2 separate regions of the Homo sapiens genome follow, and region 1 is linked to region 2. A link is an interaction called in ENCODE POLR2A ChIA-PET data of the cell type or tissue named here. Cell type or tissue: Panc1. All regions are shown on one strand. Links, peaks and the distances in the headings refer to the core of each region. The heading gives the core; the rest is flanking DNA. Region 1 holds the start of LOC112694756 (uncharaterized LOC112694756). Region 2 has its middle 51 kb from the start of NPIPB13.

Region 1 (9,427 bases), core at 6,731-9,230, 250 kb before region 2:
TCCCAGCTAGTCAGGAGGTTGAGGCAGAAGAATTGCTTGAACCCAGGAGGTGGAGATTTCAGTGAGCCAAGATCGTGTCACTGTACTCCAGCCTGGGCGACAAAGCAAGACTCCATCTCAAAAAAAAAAAAAAAAAAAAAAAAAAAGAACAAAAAGATAAGCACAGAGAGAAAGGTGTTAAAGGGTTTCTGGCAGCAAATTGAGAGTTTCTCCTGCAGTAATCAGAAGCGTTGAAAGGGAATTGGAAAGAGAAAGAGAGTAGCTTGTTCAGGGTGTGTGTGTGGTGTGTGTGTGATGTGTGTGGTGTGTGTGTGGTGGGGTGTGTGTGGGGTGGGTGTATGGGGTGTGTGTGTGGTGTTTGTGTGTGTTTGTGTGTGTGGTGTGTGTGTGTGTGGTTTGTGTGTGTGGTGTGCGTGGGTATGGTGTGTGTGGTGTGTGGTGTGTTTGTGTAGTGTGTGTGGTGTGTGTGTGGTGCATGTGTGGTGTGTGTGTATTTGTGTGTGTGGTATGTGTGTTTGTGTGGTGTGTATGGTGTGTGTGTGTGGTGTGTGTGGTATGTGTGGTGTGTGTGTGTGGTGTATGTGGTGTGTGTGTGGTGTATGTGGTATGTGTGTGGTGAGTGGTGTGTGTGTTTGTGTGGTGTGTGTGTGTATTTGTGTGTGGTATGTGTGTTTATGTGGTGTGTGTATGGTGTGTGTGTTGATGTGTTTGGTGTGTGTTTGTGTGTGTGTGTGTTGTGTGTGTTTGTGTGTGTGGTGTGTGTTTGTGTGTGTGTGTGTCTTCTTGCTGACATACCACCTAAAATAAACCCAAGATGGGATGCACCACATACTCTGAACCCTTGTCGGGTGGTCAATGGGTGTTCAGGACATCCCAGCAGAGGAAGGGAGACACACCAGCCTGTCCTGGCCTGGGTGTGCAGCCAGAAAGCATGGGGCCAGGCTGGGCAACACAGTGAGACCTCCTCTCTACAAAAAGTCAAAAAAATTAGCTGGGCGTGGTGCTGTGTGCCTGTAGTCCCAGCTACTTAGGAGGCTGAGGTGAGAGGATCGCTTGAGCTAGGGAGGTGGAGGCCACAGTGAGCCATGATCGCGCCACTGCACTCCAACCTGGGTGACAGAGGGAGACCCTGTCTCAAAAACAAAACAAAAACAAACAAAACATAGAGCATTAGGCAGTCCACCACGTGTGGAGGGGCAGTGCAGGGCAGGGGTATAGGAGGGCCCATCCAAGCCTCTGTGACTTTGGCCACCATCTTTCCTTCCCCTAGCCTGTCTCCCCAGGTGAGTTTCACCCCCAGGCAGTCCTTAGAGACCCGCCACCCAATTTACCCTTGGCCTTGAGTTTACCGTTCTCTGTTCTTCCAGGTTCTGCCGCCCACAGGCTGTTTCACTCATCCTCTCCACCGGGTGCCCTGCGGAGGTGTGCAAGTGTGATATCATCAAAGGCTGTGAATAAGTAAACAATAAGTGGCCAGAAGTGGCCTGTTTCCCACATGATACCCAGGGAAGGGTCCGATTCCCCCCGCCTGGGCTCTGGGGCAAGTCCTGGCTGGCGTGCCAGAGCATTTATTATTTAGTATTTTTACTTACCTGTCCCAGGTTAGGGACTGTCCCAAGCAATGCCAGTCCCACCCTCTATCTGCACACCAGAAAAAGCTGAGGGCACAGCAGGTGATTGGAGTCAGACAGCTAAGGGTCCAATCCCTTTCTTCTCACATAGACTGGCTGTGTGACCTTGGCCAAATTTCACAACCTCTCTGAGCCTCCACTGAGCACACACCAAGTCCCATTGCCAGGCCTAAGTCCTGCTTCTGCCAGTCACTAGCCTGGCATCCTTGTGCAAGGGATTCAACTCCTCTGAGCCTTGGGCTCCTCATCAATGAAACAGCAGCACCTCTACCTGGGGCTGCTGGGGTGATTAAATGAGATCTGTGTAAAGCACAGTTGCTATACACATACGCATTGTGATATTCATTAATAGTCATTCAAAATGTATATATTTAGAGATGAGATCTCGATCTGTCGTCCAGGCTGGAGTGCAGTGGCATGATCATGGCTCCCTGTAGCCTTGAACTCCTGGGCTCAACTGATCCTCCCTCTTCAGCCTCCTAAGTAGCTAGAATTACAGGCATGAGCCACCATGCCCTGCCTGTTGTGTCATCTGTCTGTCTGTCTGTCTGTCTGTCTGTCTGTCTATCTATCTATCTATCTATCTATCTAGCGCAATCTCGGCTCATTGCAACCTCTGCCCCCAGCGGTCAAGCAATCTTCCCACCTCAGCCTCCTGAGTAGCTGGGGCTACAAGCATGTGCCACCGTGCCTGGCTAATTTTTGCTTTTTGGTTTTGGGTTTTTTTCTTTTTTTGAGATGGAGTCTTCCTCTGTCACCCAGGCTGGAGTCCAGTGGTGCAATCTCAGCTCACTGCAACCTCTGCCTCCCAGGTTCAAGCAATTCTCCTGCCTCAGCTTCCTGAGTATCTGGGATTACAGGCACGTGCCGCCATGCTCGGCTAATTTTTGTATTTTTAGTAGAGACAGGGTTTTACCATGTTGGCCAGGCTGGTCACGAACTCCTGACCTCAAGTGATCCGCCTGCCTCGGCCTCCCGCAGTGCTGGGATTACAGGTGAGAGCCACCACACCCAGCCTAATTTTTGTATTTTTTGTAGAGACTGGGTATTCATCATGTTGGCCAGGCTGGTCTCAAACTCCTGACCTCAGGTGATCCACCCGCCTCAGCCTCCCAAAATGCAGGGATTACAGGTGTGAGCCACTGTACGTGGCCTATAATTTTTTTTTTTTTTGAGATAGTGTCTCACTCTGTTGCCCATGCTGGAGTGGAGTGGTGTAATCATAGCTCACTGTAGTCTCAAACTCCTGGGCTCAGCCCTGGCGTGGTGGCTCACGCCTGTAATCCCAGCCCTTTGGGAGGCCAAGGCGGGTGAATTACCTGAGGTCAGAAGTTCAAGACCAGCCTGGTCAACATGGTGAAACCCTGTCTCTACTAAATATACAAAAATTAGCTGGGCGTGGTGGCGGGTGCCTGTAATCCCAGCTACTTAGGAGACTGAGGCAGAAGAATCGCTTGAACCCAGAAGGCAGAGGTTGCAGTGAGTCAAGATCGCACAACTGCACTCCAGCCTGGGCAACAAGAGTGAAACTTCGCCTCCAAAAGAAAAAAAAAAAACCACCACCAACAACAACAAACAAAAAAACTCCTGGGCTCAAGAGATTCTTCCACCTCAGCTTCCCAAGTAGTTGGACCATAAATACACATGAAAATTAGAAAACATGCATGTCTAATTTTTCTTTTTTTTTTGTAGAGATGGAGTTCACTATGTTTCTGAGGCTGGTCTTGAACTCCTGGGCTCAACCGATCCTTTCACCTCAGCTTCCCAAAGTGCTGGGGGATTGCAGGCATGAACCACTGCACCTGGCTATATATTTTAATGAGCCTTCATTCTATGCCATGTGCCTTGCATACATTTTCTCAAATAATCACAGAAAGCCCTGCCAGTCCCTGAGGGTTATCCCCACTTTCCACATGAGTACAACTGAGGCTCAGTGAGGTCAATTGACTTGTCCAGGGTTGCACAGATATACTGTGGCAGAACTAGAATTCAAATCCAGATCTTTCCTGGTTCTAAAGGCTTTTTTTTTTTCTCGCCCAGGCTGGAGTTCAGTGACATGATCTCAACTCACTGCAACCTCTGCCCTCTGCCTCCCCAGTTCAAGTGATTCTCCTGCCTCAGCCTCCCGAGTAGCTGAGATTACAGGCATGCACCACCACGCCCAGCTATTTTTTTTTCTTTTTGGGGGCGGAGTCTCTGTCTGTCACCCAGGCTGGAGTGCAGTGGTGCGATCTTGGCTCACTGCAACCTTCACCTCATGGGTTCCAGCAATTCTCCTGTCTCAGCCTCCCAAGTAGCTTGGATTATAGGCACCTGCCACCATGCCCAGCTAATTTTTGTATTTTTAGTAGAGATGGGGTTTTGCCATGCTAGCCAAGCTGATCTCAAACTCCTGACCTCAGGTGGTCCGCCTGCCTTGGCCTCCCAAAGTGCTGGGATTACAGGCGTGAGCCACTGCACTGGCCTAAAGGTTTTTTTCGTTTTGTTTCCAACTGGGCCATTATTATTTCCAACCTATAAGATGGAAGTAATTGTTTCTGCCACTCGTGCCTCCTGTAAGGATTAAGTAAGATAAAGTCTGTGGAGAGGCCTCTGTTGACACCAGCTCTAGCTCAGCACTGCTTCTTTATTCCCCCAGGGTAATTACCTAAACACAAGCCTTTCATTTTATACTAAGGAGGCTGGTGAACCTCTTCTTAATCTCTGGGAGATGATATCGTTGGATGTCCATTGGAGGCAGCTGAAAGTATTAGATCAGAATCAGAACTGCCAGGTCCCTTCCCACGTCCAAGCCTGCTGAAGCTTCTTTCATCTTCTGGGAACTCTGCATCTCTGATCTCCCACCCACCCCACGATTATTGGAAGTATACAATCCTGTCTGCCCTTTCCTAGGGGAAGTGCGGAACTACATATGATACATCTGACATCTCCAGCTTCCAACTTCGGGAGAGGAGACTTTGCGGTTAGCTGGCTATTGTGAAGTCAGTTTTTCTCTGCCCCCAGCAAATGTTGTGATGTGGATAGAAGTGGGGCCTCGGCACAGCCAGGCGCAGTAGCTCACATCTGTAACCCAGCACTTTGGGAGGCCGACGTGGACAAATCACAAGGTCAGGAGTTTAAGACTAGCCTGGCCAACATGGTGAAACCCTGTCTCTACTAAAAATACAAAAATTAGCCGGGCATGGTGGCATGCGTCTGTAATCCCAGCTATTTGGGAGGCTGAGATAGGAGAATCACTCAACTTGGGAGGCAGAGGTTGCAGTGCGCTGAGATCGCACCACTGCACTCTAGCGTGGGCAACAGAGCAAGACTCCATCTCAAAAAAAAAAAAAAAGAGAAAGAAAAGAAATGGGGCCTTGGCAAAGTGGGGTGCATACATCATCCCTTGTCTTGGCTTGCCTGGCAACACACAAGCCTGGGGCACTGCCCGTGCTCCTGCATAATGTATGAGCCCATGGTAGGAACAAAACACCAGCACCAGCGAGTCTGGGCACTGCAGGCCACGGACGTGTCCAGGGGCCTTGCCAAGGCTGAAGTCTCTCTGTTGGCAGAATATGCAGAATATGTGTTCCTGGAGGCCTTTTGTAGGGCTGAGGTGAGAACTGGCCTCAACTTGGTCCTCAGGATTCCATCAGACAATAAGACCGCCCAAGGCCGGGCACAGTGGTTCACGCTTGTAATCCCAGCAATTCGAGAGGCTGAGGCAGGAGGATCGCCTGAGCCCAGGAGTTCAAAAACAGCCTGAGCAATACAGTGAGACCCCGTCTATACAAAAAATTTTAAAAATTAGCTGGGTGTCGTAGCATGCACCTGTAGTCTCAGCTACTTGGGAGACTGAGGTGGAAGGATCCCTTGAGCCAGGAGGTCGAGGCTGTTGTGGTGAGCCATGATTGTGCCATTGCACTCCAGCCTGGGCTACCGAGTGAGACTCTGTCTCAAAAAAAACAAAAACAAAAACAAAAACCGGAAGACAGCCTAAGAAGACAATCTTCTTTAGGATCAATAATGGTGACATTAGCAACAGCTAGACTTCTGTTTTCTGGGCTTGAAACGCCCTCTGAGAGGGCCAGGGGTGGCCAAGAGGGTGGCTGAGACCACCTCAGTATGGTTGACAGTGGGAGGGAAGATTTGGATCCAGGGACACAGCCCCTGGCAGTTTCCGTGGCTGCCTCATGGTGTAGGAAACCCCAGGAGCAGCAGCTGTGGTGAGGTATGTTGGGGTGGAGAACATGGACAAAAATAGGTATATGGTGGCATTGTTTTTAGGGGAAAATGCCAGGATTCAGCCATCGTTTAGGAAGTCGGAGGCCTCCATAGAGAGGGGTGCTTGTGTGAGCGTGCATGTGTGGGTGTGTGCAAGTGTCTGTGTGTGTGTGATCTAAAAAGGTTAGGAATGAAACGGGGAGGTCTGAGTGCCTTGAAAGCCAAGGAAATTAGGACGTGTGGAAAACAATGCTTCATTCGTGGATGGTGTTTGGTTTCAATTCATTCATAGAATCAGTGAGTATTGGCTGAGTGCAGTGGCTCTGGCCTGTAATACCAGCAACCTGGGAGGCCGAGGTGGGAGGATCATTTGAGGCAGGAGTTGGAGACTAGCCTGGCCAACATAGTGAGACCCCATGTCTACTTTATTAAAAGAAAAAAACAGGCCAGGCGCAGTGGCTCACACCTGTAATCCCAGCACTTTGGGAGGCCAAGGCGGGCAGAACACCTAAGGTCGGGAGTTCGAGACCAGCCTGACCAACATGGACAAACCCCGTCTCTACTAAAAATACAAAATTAGCTGGGCATGGTGGCACTTCCAGCTACTCTGGAAGCTGAGGCAGGAGAATTGCTTGAATCCAGGGCGGAGGTTGCAGTGAGCTGAGATCACACCATTGCACTCCAGCCTGGGCGACAAGAGCAAAACTCCGTTTCAAAAAAAAAAAAAAAAAAGAAAAGAAAAGAAAAAAGAAAGAAAGAAAGAAAAAGAATCAGTGAGTATTCACCAAGGCTCCCAGGGCTAGGCCAAGTACTAGAGCTCAGGATACGGAGATGACTCAGACCAGGCCCCAGACACTTGCAGTCTAATTGTGGAGCCAGACATGGAAGTGAGGAATTCAAGTATCTTGTGAGAAGTGCGAGAACAACAGTATCTGTAGGATGCTGTGGGAATTCACAGTCCAAAGCAGCCACCTCTGCCTGAGGTTGGCAGGGAGACCTCACAGAGGCAAAACTGAGGACGTGCTTGAGGGATGAGGAAGAGGTTTGAGGGGAAGACAGAGGGTGTTCCAGGCAGAGGGATCAGCAACTGCAAAGCTGTGGAAATGTGAGACCCTACACACTGGTTCAGGAAGCTTCAGCAGATCCTACTGAAGGTGGCTTATGCCTGTAATCCCAGCTACCTGGGAGGCTGAGGCTGGAGGACTGCTTGAGCCCAGGAGTTCAAGACCAGCCTTAACAACATAGCAAGACCACATCTCTAAAAATTCAGAAAAAAAGGCTGGGCACAGTGGCTCATGCCAGTAATCCTAGCACTTTGGGAGGCCAAGGCGGGCGGGATTGCCTGAGGTTAGGAGTTCGAGACCAGCCTGGCCAACATGGTGAAACCCCGTCTCTACTAAAAATACAAAAATTAGGTGTGCGTGGTGGCAGTCGCCTGTAATCTCAGCTACTCGGGAGGCTGAGGCGGGAGAATCGCTTGAACCCAGGAGACATAGGTTGTAGTGAGCCAAGATCACACCATTGCACTCCAGCCTGGGAGATGAGCGAAAATCTGTCTCCAAAAAATAAATAAATCAATTAATAAATAAATCAGTAAAAAAGAACCGGGCCCGGCGCGGTGGCTCACGCCTATAATCCCAGCACTTTGGGAAGCTGAGGCGGGCGCATCACTTGAGGTCAGGAGTTCGAGACCAGCCTGGTCAACATTGCGAAACCCTGTCTCTACTAAAAATACAAAAATTAGCCGGGTGTGGTAGTGCGCGCCTGTAATCCCAGCTACTCGGGAGGCTGAGGCAGGTGAATCACTTGAACACGGGAGGCGGAGGTTGCAGTGAGCCGAGATCGCGCCACTGCACTGCAGCCTGGGCGACAGAGCGAGACTCCGTCTCAAAAATAAATAAATAAATAAATAAATAAATAAATAAATAAATATAAATAAAATATAAAAAGTAGCATTGATGTTTACAATATCCCTGAGCGGCAGGCGTTTCTCCCTTTTGCAGATGCTCAGTGGCTTGGCCGGAGATACATCCAAGTGGTGGGTGTAGCCTGGGGGTTCAATCCTCCTGTGGCGCCCCAGAACCCGGTGCCTCCTCCAACGTCCGGCATCTGATGAGGATCCGACCCAGGCGGGCGGCGGCGGGATTCGCTCTTCCCCTTCGCTCCCCGCGAGAAAGCCCCGAGGGCCGCGGCGGCGCAGAGCCGGTGACAGTTGAAGCTTAGGCGGGAAGAGGGAGGCGCGAGGCGGGAAGAGGGAGTTTGGGCCTCGGCAGCCGCCGTACAAACACCGCTCTGGTCACCATGGCAACAGCGGGATGCCGCGAACGGCTTCTGGGCGGGGCCGGTCCCTCGGACGATTGGACCTAGCTTGGCGCGGAATCCGTGAATTGCCCGCGGCCCGAGGGTGCAGGTGATGGGTGCTGACCGACTGGGGAAGCCCGGAGTGTGGGGACTGAGGAGGGGAGTGGCCTGGGGCGCGCTGGAGCCTGCGAGGAAGGCGCCGCCTCGGATCCCCCGCCCCCCATTCCCCTTCCCGAATTCCACCCTCCGGCCCAGCCATGGCCTCAGTTTCCCCAAACAGGAAAGGGAAGGAGGGTGGGCACCCCGGTCTAACGGTGCCTCTCAGCCTCTGAGACCCAGAACCTTCCTTCTGCAGCTCCCGGACTGACTGGCTCTGCCCTTCCCCATGGACGTAAGTCCGGGCCCCTTCCCCTCTCTGGGCCCCCTCAGCGCCCTCTCCTAACCCCGAATGGGCCTGTCTTCCAGCACGGACTGGGGAGGGGGCTTCTACCCAACAGAGACTACAACCTGCCAGCTCAGGACGAGAGCTGTCAGGAAGAGTCCAGGAATGGACTTCCCACGGGAGGGCACATTTCTGGTATTCCTGGCAAGATAAGGAGTTGACTAAGTAATCCACGAGAAAAGGCATTTCCGGCAGAGGAAACAGTCTGGGGGTGAGAGGGAGGCTGCAGCATTTGGGGAACTGCTAGGGCTATCGTGTGTTTGGAAGAGGGGGAGGGAGAGAGGTAGGCAGGGCTAAATTGGGAATTTTGTCACTGACATAAATTTTAAGTGCCAGGCGTGGTGGCTGTCGCCTGTAATTCCAGCTACTGAGGAGACTGAGGTGGGAGGATCGTTTAAGCCCAGGAGCTCGAGGCTGCAGCGAGCCATGATCATGCCGCTGCACTCCAGCCTGGGTGACAGAGTGAGACACTGTCTCTAAAAAAATTGACCAGGTGCGGTGGCTCATGCCTGGAATCCCAGCACTTTGGGAGGCCGAGGCGGGCGGATCACCTGAGATCAGGAGTTCAAGACCAGCCTGGCCAACATGGCAAAACCCCCTCTGTACTAAAAATACAAACATTAGCTGGGCGTCGTGGCGCGCACCTGTAATCCCAGCTACTAGGGAGGCTGAAGTAGGAGAATCGCTTGAACCCGGGTGGCAGAGGTTGCATGAACCAAGCTTGCCCCACTGCTCCAGCCTGGGTGACAGTGATACTCCGTCTCAATAAGAATAATAATAATAAAATAAATAATAGAAAAAGTTTTAAGTGAGTTACTGGGAGCCATTGACGGATTGTAAGGGAGGGAGG
Region 2 (9,676 bases), core at 3,062-5,561:
AAAGTTACAAACCGTGAACATTCAACAAAATAGGGAGAAAACAAGCAAATTAGGTTCATTATTTACTGACTACATAAAAAACTGAGTATGAGACCAAGAAAAATAGATTCTGTAGTTTTAGTTAAAAAAAAAAAAAAATTCACTTGTAAATCCCAACTGCTTGGGAGGCTGAGACACAAGAATCGCTTGAACCCAGGAGGCAGAGGTTGCAGTGAGCTGAGACTGCACCGCTGCACTCCAGCCTGGACAATACAGCCAGACTCCATCTCAAAAAAAATAATAATTAATAAATAAATAAATAAATTGAAAATATTTCGCTCCACTAAGATGTTAAGCTAAAAACAAATACTGCTTTCTCCTCTTCAATGTTTGTTAATATTAGTCCTTTGACATCAGTTAACATTAGTCCTTAATAACATCTGTTTACAATATCTCTAAATGCTCTCTTTAAGATTCTACCTGTGATTAAATTTCAAATACAAAAAAGTAAAATGGATTTGGGAAACTTTTCTATAAAGTACAACAATTACTTTGCAATCCAAAATATAAAGCAAATTTTATATAATTTATGCTTTAGTATATTAGTACTTGCTTCATATTAAAATTAAAGAAGATCAGTATGGCACCACACATGAATAACATGCAGGCTCAGGTTACCATTATACATAAATTTTTAAAATAAATATATGGCAAAAATAAAATAATAAATAACTATTTGTCATTCCATTGAAAGAATATTTATTTTGCAGCTGTTAAAAAACATTTTTCCCTAAAAAAGGAAAAGCTGCGCTTTACATAGCAATCTTATAAAAGAAATGCTAGAATCAGAAAACCATCATTTTACGCTGGGTGCAGTGGCTCACACCTGTAACCCCAGCACTTTGGGAGGACGAGGCAGGTGGATCACCTGAGGTCAGGAGTTCAAGACCAGCTTGGCCAGCATGATGAACTCCATCTCTACTAAAAATATAAAAATTAGCAGAGCACAGTGGCACATGCCTGTAATCCCAGCTACTCAGGAGGCTGAAGCAAGAGAACTGCTTGAACCTGGGAGGCGGAGGTTGCAGTGAGCCGAGATCGCACCACTGCCCTCCAGCTTGGACAATAGAGCAAGATTACATCTCAAAAAAAAAAAAAGAGAGAAAAAGAAAACCATTATTTTGCAATAGCCAATGTTATAATCTACACAGGCACAGACTATCAATGCTAAAAATCATTTAAAAGACATCTTAAGGGTAATTACAGAAATTTGAATATAGAACACATATGTAATAAAATTCATTTTCTTAGGTATGATTACAATATTCTTGTTATACAGAAGAAAAACCTTATTCTTGGGAGATGCATACTAAAACATTATGGGGTGAACTGTCATCATGTATATGGTTTTCAGATGCTCAACAAAAGTGTGTGAGAAAATAAAACTGTAGCAAAATATTAGTAACTGGTAAATCTAGGTGAAGCATATATTATGAAATTATTATCGTTATTTACAGGTATTTATTTTACTGGTGCATCTATCTTTCTATGAATGTGAGAATTTTCACAAGAGATGGGAAAATGTTCATAATTATGCATGCAGAATAAGCCCAAGCTGGTGGCATTCTGTTCAGTTACAGGTAATTTTCTGAATCCTCCCTCAAATTTTTCTCAAACCTCTATAATCAAGGGGGAAAATGTTTCGTTTTGTTTTGCTTTTTTGAGACAGGGTTGCCTATAATGGAGTGCAGTAGCTTGACCATAGCTCACTGTAGCTTCAACCTCCCAGGCACAAGCGATCCTCCTGCCTCAGCCTCCAAGTAGCTGGGATTACAGATGCATGCCACCATGCCCGACTTATTTTTTTTCCTTTTTTTGATAGAAACAGGGTTTCACCATGTTGCCCAGGCTGGTCTCAAACTCCTGGACTCAGGCAATTCACCGGCCTCAGCCTCCCACAGTGCTGGGGTTACAGGAGTGAGCCACCATGCCCAGTTAAAAATACATTTTTTATTTAAAAAAAAAAAAAGAACATTCCTTATATTTCCTTTATATTTTTTAAACTACATACCCAAAATAAAGCATATCAAAAACTATATTAAAAAAAAACCCTAATATCAGATATTCCAAACACAACAATACCATAATTTAATCACTTAAAATCTTACTCAAAACTAAATCAATGATCTTTTAGGCCAGGTGTGGTGGCTCATGACACTAATCACAGTACTTTGGGAGGCCGAGGCAGGAGGATCACTTGAGGTCAGGAGTTCAAGACCAGCATGGCCAACACAATGAAACCCCATCTCTACTAAAAATACAAAAATTAGCCAGGCTAATGGCACACTCCTGTAATACCAGCTACTCGGGAGGCTGAGGCAGGAGAATCGCTTGAACCTGGGAGGCAGAAGTTGCAGTGAGCCGAGATCATGCCACTGCACTCCAGGCTGGACAACAGAGCAAGACTCTGCATCAAAAAAAAAAAAAAAAAAAAAAAAGGAATGATGTTTTAATATATTCAGATACACAAATGTGAAATAAAACTAAGTAGAGCTGGTATTCATTTACACATAATTATCTTATACCATTTGGAATAAGAATTTGGGGCACGTTAGCAAACCAAAAGGCTCAGAAAGAAGTTGTGATATTTAGTTCTTGTCTCCCTCTACAAATGTGAAGCACTCTTCTATCCAGCATTCCTAGTGGAGTTCCTATTTTCAAATTTGCAAATCATTCTGGTCCTAAGCAATCTCAAAAAAACATTTCTAAAAACCAAAGAGGAAAAAAATCCTTTTTTTTTTTTTTTTTTTTTTTTTGAGACAGAGTCTGGCTCTGTTGCCCAGGCAATGGTGTGATCTCGGCTCACTGCAACCTCGGCCTCCCGGGTTCAAGCGATTCTCCTGCCTCAGCCTCCTGAGTAGCTGGGACTACAGGCACGTGCCACCATGCCTGGCTAATTTTTGTATTGTTAGTAGAGACGGGGTTTCACCATGTTGGCCGGGATGGTTTCGATCCCTTGACCTCATGATGTTCCCACCTCGGCCTCCCAAAGTGCTGGGATTACAGGCATATAGGCCACCGCGCTTGGCTGAGGAAAAAAATCTTAAAACTAACTTATTTCAAATCTAACTTCAACGTGTATCTTTTTTTTTTCTTTTTTTTTTTTGAGACAGAGTCTCACTCTGTTGCCCAGGCTGGAGTGCAGTGGCGCGATCTCGACTCACTGCAAGCTCCGCCTCCCAGGTTCACGGCATTCTCCTGCCTCAGTCTCCCAATTAGTTGAGACTACAGGTGCCCACCACCACGCCCGGCTAATTTTTTTTGTATTTTTAGTAGATATGGGGTTTCACTATGTTAGCCAGGATGGTCTCGATCTCCTGACCTCATGATCCGCCTGCCTCGGCCTCCCAAAGTGCTGGGATTACAGGCGTGAGCCACCGCACCCGGCGTGTAAGCCAATTTCTTAGAAGAAATCTCTCCCTCTTTCTCCACATATATGCATATATGTATGTAGCACTGATCCTTGAACAGTGTATCCTTTACTCAAACTGAGAAAGAGGAATTTTTAAAACATATTTCCTATCAGTAGATAACCCCTATTCTATGTTTCCCTTCTTCAAGCTCCCCTCCAAGGACATGTGTTAAGGGACAATTTTCTTCCCAAGTACATCATGCATTTTCCCCCTTCATTCTTACCTGCATTACAGATGAAAAGGCTTTCTTTTCTCCTACAGTCTCTAGTGCTTTGTAGGTGGCACATAAGTAGAGGACTTTAACTTCATCTTTTGCAGATGAGCTAAATTTGCTAAAACTCCACTTGAAGATCTTCTCAGCCTCATAGCTCAGAGAAGCACAAAGAAGGCCAAGACAGCAAGCTCCCTCCTGTCTCAACTCCTGAAGCAATTTGCTACTGTGTTTATTTTAATGCAAACAAAAAACACACACAAAAGGCTTAAGTTTTCTATGATGACACGAGTAATACATCTTACAAAAGAATGTCTTAAGTGGTTTTTTAAATTTCTATTCAAACTACATAAAAGGTTGAAATTTTCTCCACTTTAAATACTACATTCTGTCTAGCCTGCATTGCCCTCAAGTATCTGTCTGACATTACTTTCTTTTTACAAAATCAATTATTTACAAACAGTGAGGGAAGGCCCAAAAATGCTAAATTCCATCTCAAACTGTATTAAATAACTCTCAGAAAAGGGCAGCAACAAATAATTAGATAAAACACTCTATACATAACTACATTCTACATAATATCCAATATGTAATGACTATAAAATAAAAAATGGTAATAGTTAAATACAGAAACTTAAAAGGATAACAGTAATGATTTACATAGAACTTTAATAAGTAACTCTATAAAACAAAACCATCAAAAGGCACTAAGGTTTATGACCAGCTGAGATAAATTTTGGGTACTTGCCAACACTGCAAATCTTTGGGAATCACCATAACAAAAAATGACCACACACCTCTGGAGACGCTAATAGCCAGAGAATATATGGTTTGGATCCACTCTTACCCAAAGAAGGAAATTCCTTTTTACCTCTATTCTCTAAGCAGTTTCAAATTCTCTAGTTTACAAAAACTAATTTTATTCTTCATGCCTGCATCAAGAGTTTATGCCATTCCATAAGTCAAGACTCAGTTATCCAGTGAGACTAGTAAATTAAAAAAATAAAATATTCCAGCCAGGCACAGTGGCTCATGCCTGTAATCCCAACACTTTGGAAGGCTAAGGTGGGTGGATCACCTGAGGTCAGGAGTTCCAGACCAGCCTGGCCAACATGGTGAAACCCTGTCTCTACTAAAAATACAAAAATTAGCTGGCAGTTGTGGTGCATGCCTGTAGTCCCAGCTACTCGGGAGGCTGAGGCAGGAGAATCACTTGAACCCGGGAGGTGGAGGTTGCAGTGAGCTGAGATCGCACCACTGCACTCCAGCCTGGGCGACACGGTGAGACTCTGGCTCAAAAAATAAATATTCTTTTCAAGTGGATTCCATTTGTATTCAACCGTAATTAACACATAATTAATGCAGATAAAAATGACAAGACCCACTGAAATGTCAATAGATGTTCATAAACAAAGCCAGTGGGTTTGTCTTCTTGTGTATTGTTAAGTAATTTCTAAAAATATATTTTAAAGTCATTTAAACCGAACCATTATTAGTTACTTACCTTTCATTAAGCACATCATGTACAGCAGCCAAGATATTATCCAATTGTTTAACTAGTACCTTTAAAAGAAAACACATTTATAAAAACTTCAAATTCCTATACTTTTAAGAATAGCATTGTGTACTTTTTTACTTGTCTTCCCTCCAAATTCTAATTCAACAGTACTTTACTTTCTTTATTATTCCCACTCCCCAATGAGCATGTATCAGGAATGTCATGTTTCCTTTCAGCCTATGAAAGAAATTCACCCACTGGAAACATAGAGCTGTGATCATCAACAAAAAAATAAACTCAAAAAGCTTGTTTTATTTACTTTGAAATCCATTTGAAAAATTGACTGATGGATGGAGGGATAGATGGAGAGATATGTGACAAGGCAGTATTTAGGGCAAAACATTAACGACAAAAATTAGATGATGGGTTTAACAGATTCAATGTCAAATTCTTTCAACTTGCTATATATTTGAAACTACTCATAATAAAATTTGGAAGGAGGAGAAACTTGCTTTGATCCAAGTGTCATCTGCCTCACTAGACCATTTTCATTAATTTTCTCCTGCTCATTGTCAAGTTCTTTTTTTTTTTTTTTAAGATGGAGTTTCACTCTTTTCGCCCAGGCTGGAGTGCAATGGCGTGATCTCAGCTCACTGCAACCTCCGTCTCCTGGGTTCAAGCGATTCTCCTGCCACAGCCTCCCATGTAGCTGGAATTACGGTCATGTGCCACCACGCCCAGCTAATTTTGTATTTTTAGTAGAGATGGGGCTTCACTATGTTGGGCAGGCTGGTATCGAACTCCTGAACTCAGGTGATCCGCCCACCTTGGCCTCCCAAAATGCTGGGATTACAGGCATGAGCCACCACACCTGGCCCATATCAAGTTCTTAATTGGTGTAAAGAAAGTGAAGAAAAAAATTTAACCCTTCCCATACTTTGTTACATTTCTGTTGTTGTTTTAAGAGACAAGGACTCCCTCTGTCGCCCAGGTTGACATGCAGAGGTGTGATCATATCTCACTGCAACCCTGAATTCCTGGGCTCAAGTGATTCTTCCACCTCAGCCAGGTGTAGTAGCACATGCCTGAAGTCCCAGCTACTCAGGAGGCCACAGCGGGAGGACAGCTTGAATCCAGGAGTTTGAGACTGCAGTGAGCTATGATTGTGCCACTGCACTCCAGCCTGGGCGAGAGCAAGATCTTGTCTTTAAGAAGAAAAAGAAATTACATATTAGAGAGCATTAAGTTCTTGATCATCATAATACAGACTTTCCCCATTCTTAAACTACTCAAGGTAGCATTACCTAGTTTATTATGGAAACACAAAAATCCTCATATTTCCAAACATACTATACTTACCAGCTTATTTTCTGGTTGCTGAATAAATTCTTTCAACTGCTTTACAGTGACCAATCTTCAGTCTCTGTCGTCTTCCCGGGTGATCCTCCGAAGAAGATTTGACAGTCGAGACTCATCACAATAAGACATCGATCTCTCTGTGAATATATAAACATTTTGTTGTCCATTGAGTATAAATAAGCAAAGGAATTTTTAAATTTTAAAATAATTTTTAAATTTTTAAAATTAAAAATTATTTAAATAATAATTAAATTATTATGGTGGCTCATGCCTGTAATCCCAGTACTTTGGAAGGCGGGTAGATCACATCAGTTCAGGAGTTTGAGACCAGCCTGGGCAACATGGTGAAACCCTGTCTCCACAGACACACAAAAAATTACATAAACTAGCCAGCCAAGGTGGTGTGCACCTGTAGTCCCAGCTACTCGGGAGGCTGAGGCAGGAGAATCACTGGAGCCCGTGAGGTGGAGGTTGCAGTGAGCCGAGATCACCCCACTGCACTCCAGCCTGGGTGACAGAGCAAGACCCTCTCTCAAAAATAAAATTACATCAAAAGTCACAGTCCACTGGTCAATAAAAGCTCAGGGAATATAGGTCCTATCGCTCTTTTGTTCAACTCTATATTCCAAATCCCAGCAGAGTGCCTGGCACATAACAGACCCTCAAAAAAATATTTGCTGAAGGAAACGAGAAATGAATAACCCTAGGCCAGCTGAACACCTCATTCCAGAGGACTGGCTGGGAGAGAAAAAAGAAAGGCCTTAGTAACAACTTTCTTTGGGTCCATTCCAAACTGTTTTCAACATGCAGGTAAAGAGCCTGGGTGTAGGTAAATTAAACAACTTCCAAGGGGTACGGATAAAGCCTCAATCGAGTAAAAACAGGATATAGGCTTCTACTTATCATCTAGGTATCCCACTGGAGGAAAGCCTCTTATTCACATTATCATCATTTCCCTGGGATGAAGTTTTGGGGAGCCATAATCACACATTTAGTTCAACAAATGTCTAATTATCATCTACCACATGCAAGGCATGCCTCCACTAGAAAGGTAGCAAACCACAACTTTTCTCCCCTTATTTTTTAATCACAAGAACAAGCACACAATAGTGAATACCATTAGTATATTAACAATGCCTTTAAAAACTAGATTTTTGCTGGGCGAGGTGGCTCTTCCCTGTAATTACCCAGCACTTTGGAAGGGCAAGGCAGGCAGATCACTTGAGCCCAGGAGTTCGAGACCAGCATCGGCAACATGGTACAACCCCATCTCTACGAAAAATACAAAAATTAGCTGGGCACAGTGGCACATGCCTGTAATCCCAGCTACTCAGGAGGCTGAGGTGGGAGGATCGCTTTAGCCTGGGAAGCAAAGGTTGCAGTGAAATCACACTAGTGCATTCCAGCCTGCGTGACAGAGCGAGACTGTCTCAAAAAACAAAACAAAACAAAAAACTCAATTTTTGCAAAACATTTTCAACTGTGCTATTTACCATAATTAGCCAATACATACGTAAACAACAAATCACAAAGGGTCTGACAGTTTCATTTCTAAGGTATGAGAAAAAATTGATAATAAAAGAAACCAGAAGGCTGGGCGTGGTGGCTCACACCTGTAATCCCAGCACTTTGGGAGGCCGAGGAGGGCAGATCACGGGGTCAGGAGATTGAGACCTGCCTGGCCAACATGGTGGAACTTCGTCTCTACTAAAGATACAAAAAATTAGCCGGGCATGGTGGCACGCTCCTGTAATCCCAGCTACTCGGGAGGCTGAGGCAGGAGAATCACTTTAATCTGGGAGGTGGAGGCTGCAGTGACCTGAGATCGCGCCATTGCACTCCAGCCTGGGTGACAGGGAGATACTCCATCTCATAGATAAATAAATAAATAACTACAAGGGGAGCAAAACACACTGGATCCTTTTGGAGGGTGGGGGGTGGGAGGAGGGAGAGGATCAAGAGAAACAACCAATGGGTACCAGGCTTAATACCTGGGTGATAAAATAATCTATACTACAAACCCTCATGACACAAGTTTACCAGTGTAACAAATCTGCACTTGTATCCTGAATTTAAAAGTTAAAAAAAAAAAAAAAAAAAAAGAAACTACAATGTCTGAGAGAAGAATAGGATTTTTACAAATCCGTAGCCCATAGAGTATTTCAATAAGGACGGATACCAAAAATGTCATCAAGTTACCAGCTGGGAAATTAGGCTCTACTTACAATTCTGTCACTAGCAAACTACCTTTGAAGAAGAGGAATTGTTTACTGAACTACTTTAGAGTCACTGTTTAGCTTCTATAATATCATAAGTCTAAGGCTTCAAACACTCTGTTTTAACAAACAGCATACATAGCCTTTGAATTCATTCCACTTGTGAAAACATAAAAAGAAATCAGTTTTTTAAAAGTTATATACCAACAATAAAAGCTACACGCACAAAGATTTTCACCAAGATACACGAAGCACACACACAGTATAAAAAAAAAAAAAAGTCAAAAACTAAATGTCCAAAAAGTAATTACATCTGACAAAGCCCATAACTCAGCTTTACCGATAAATTTCTCTTTAAGGAAAAAAATTATCATTACCTCTAATCCTCTGAACTTTCTTTTTTGTTGTTGTTTTTTTGAGACGGAGTCTCGCTCTGTTGCCCAGGCTGGAGTGCAGTGGTGCACTCAGCTCACTGCAAGCTCTGCCTCCCGGGTAGCTGGGACTACAGGCGCCCACCACCGCGCCCAGCTAATTTTTTGTATTTTCAGTAGAGACAGGGTTTCACCGTGTTAGCCAGGATGGTCTCGATCTCCTGACCTCGTGATCTGCCCGTCTCAGCCTCTCAAAGTGCTGGGATTACAGGCGTGAGCCACTGCACCCGGCCAATCCTCTGAACTTCCAAGGCACTCACCTATACAGTGAGGCTACGCCATAAGGCAGAAATGCTATCAGTGTATTTAACTTTAGAAAAGTGCCCACTCTAGGCAGGGCCCAGTGGCTCACGCCTGTAATGAGCACATGTGATCACTTAAGGTCAGGAGTTCGAGACCAGCCTGGCCAACATGGTGAAACCCTGTCTCCACTAAAAATGCAAAAATCAGCTGGGTGTGGTGGCATGTACCTGTACTCCCAGCTACTTGGGAGGCTGAGGCACGAGAAT

What was found. Peaks named below come from ENCODE experiments on the same cell type or tissue, not always from the same donor. Only the 100,000 strongest peaks of a DNase experiment are listed, where the experiment ranks them.
Region 1: POLR2A ChIA-PET joins it to region 2 with 6 read pairs; 2 of 35 experiments call an interaction of 5 or more read pairs at or near these places.

The regions. Positions count from the first base shown.
Region 1 is chr16:30,044,974-30,054,400 of GRCh38, forward strand. It overlaps LOC112694756 (uncharaterized LOC112694756), which reads left to right and starts at 8,178. Exons shown (of 14, transcript NM_001365304.2): 1 at 8,178-8,244; 2 at 8,491-8,526. The coding sequence starts at 8,521. It also overlaps a transcript of TLCD3B not described here. RefSeq lists a silencer at 3,672-3,872 and an enhancer at 8,581-9,427. In Panc1, for the core only: no CTCF peak of the experiment used is centred there; a DNase peak (open chromatin) is centred at 8,121; H3K4me3 peaks cover 1,841 bases; H3K27ac peaks cover 2,079 bases.
Region 2 is chr16:30,294,702-30,304,377 of GRCh38, forward strand. It overlaps the pseudogene SMG1P5. Among named protein-coding and RNA genes, the nearest start is that of NPIPB13, 51 kb to the left of the region's middle. In Panc1, for the core only: no CTCF peak of the experiment used is centred there; no DNase peak of the experiment used is centred there.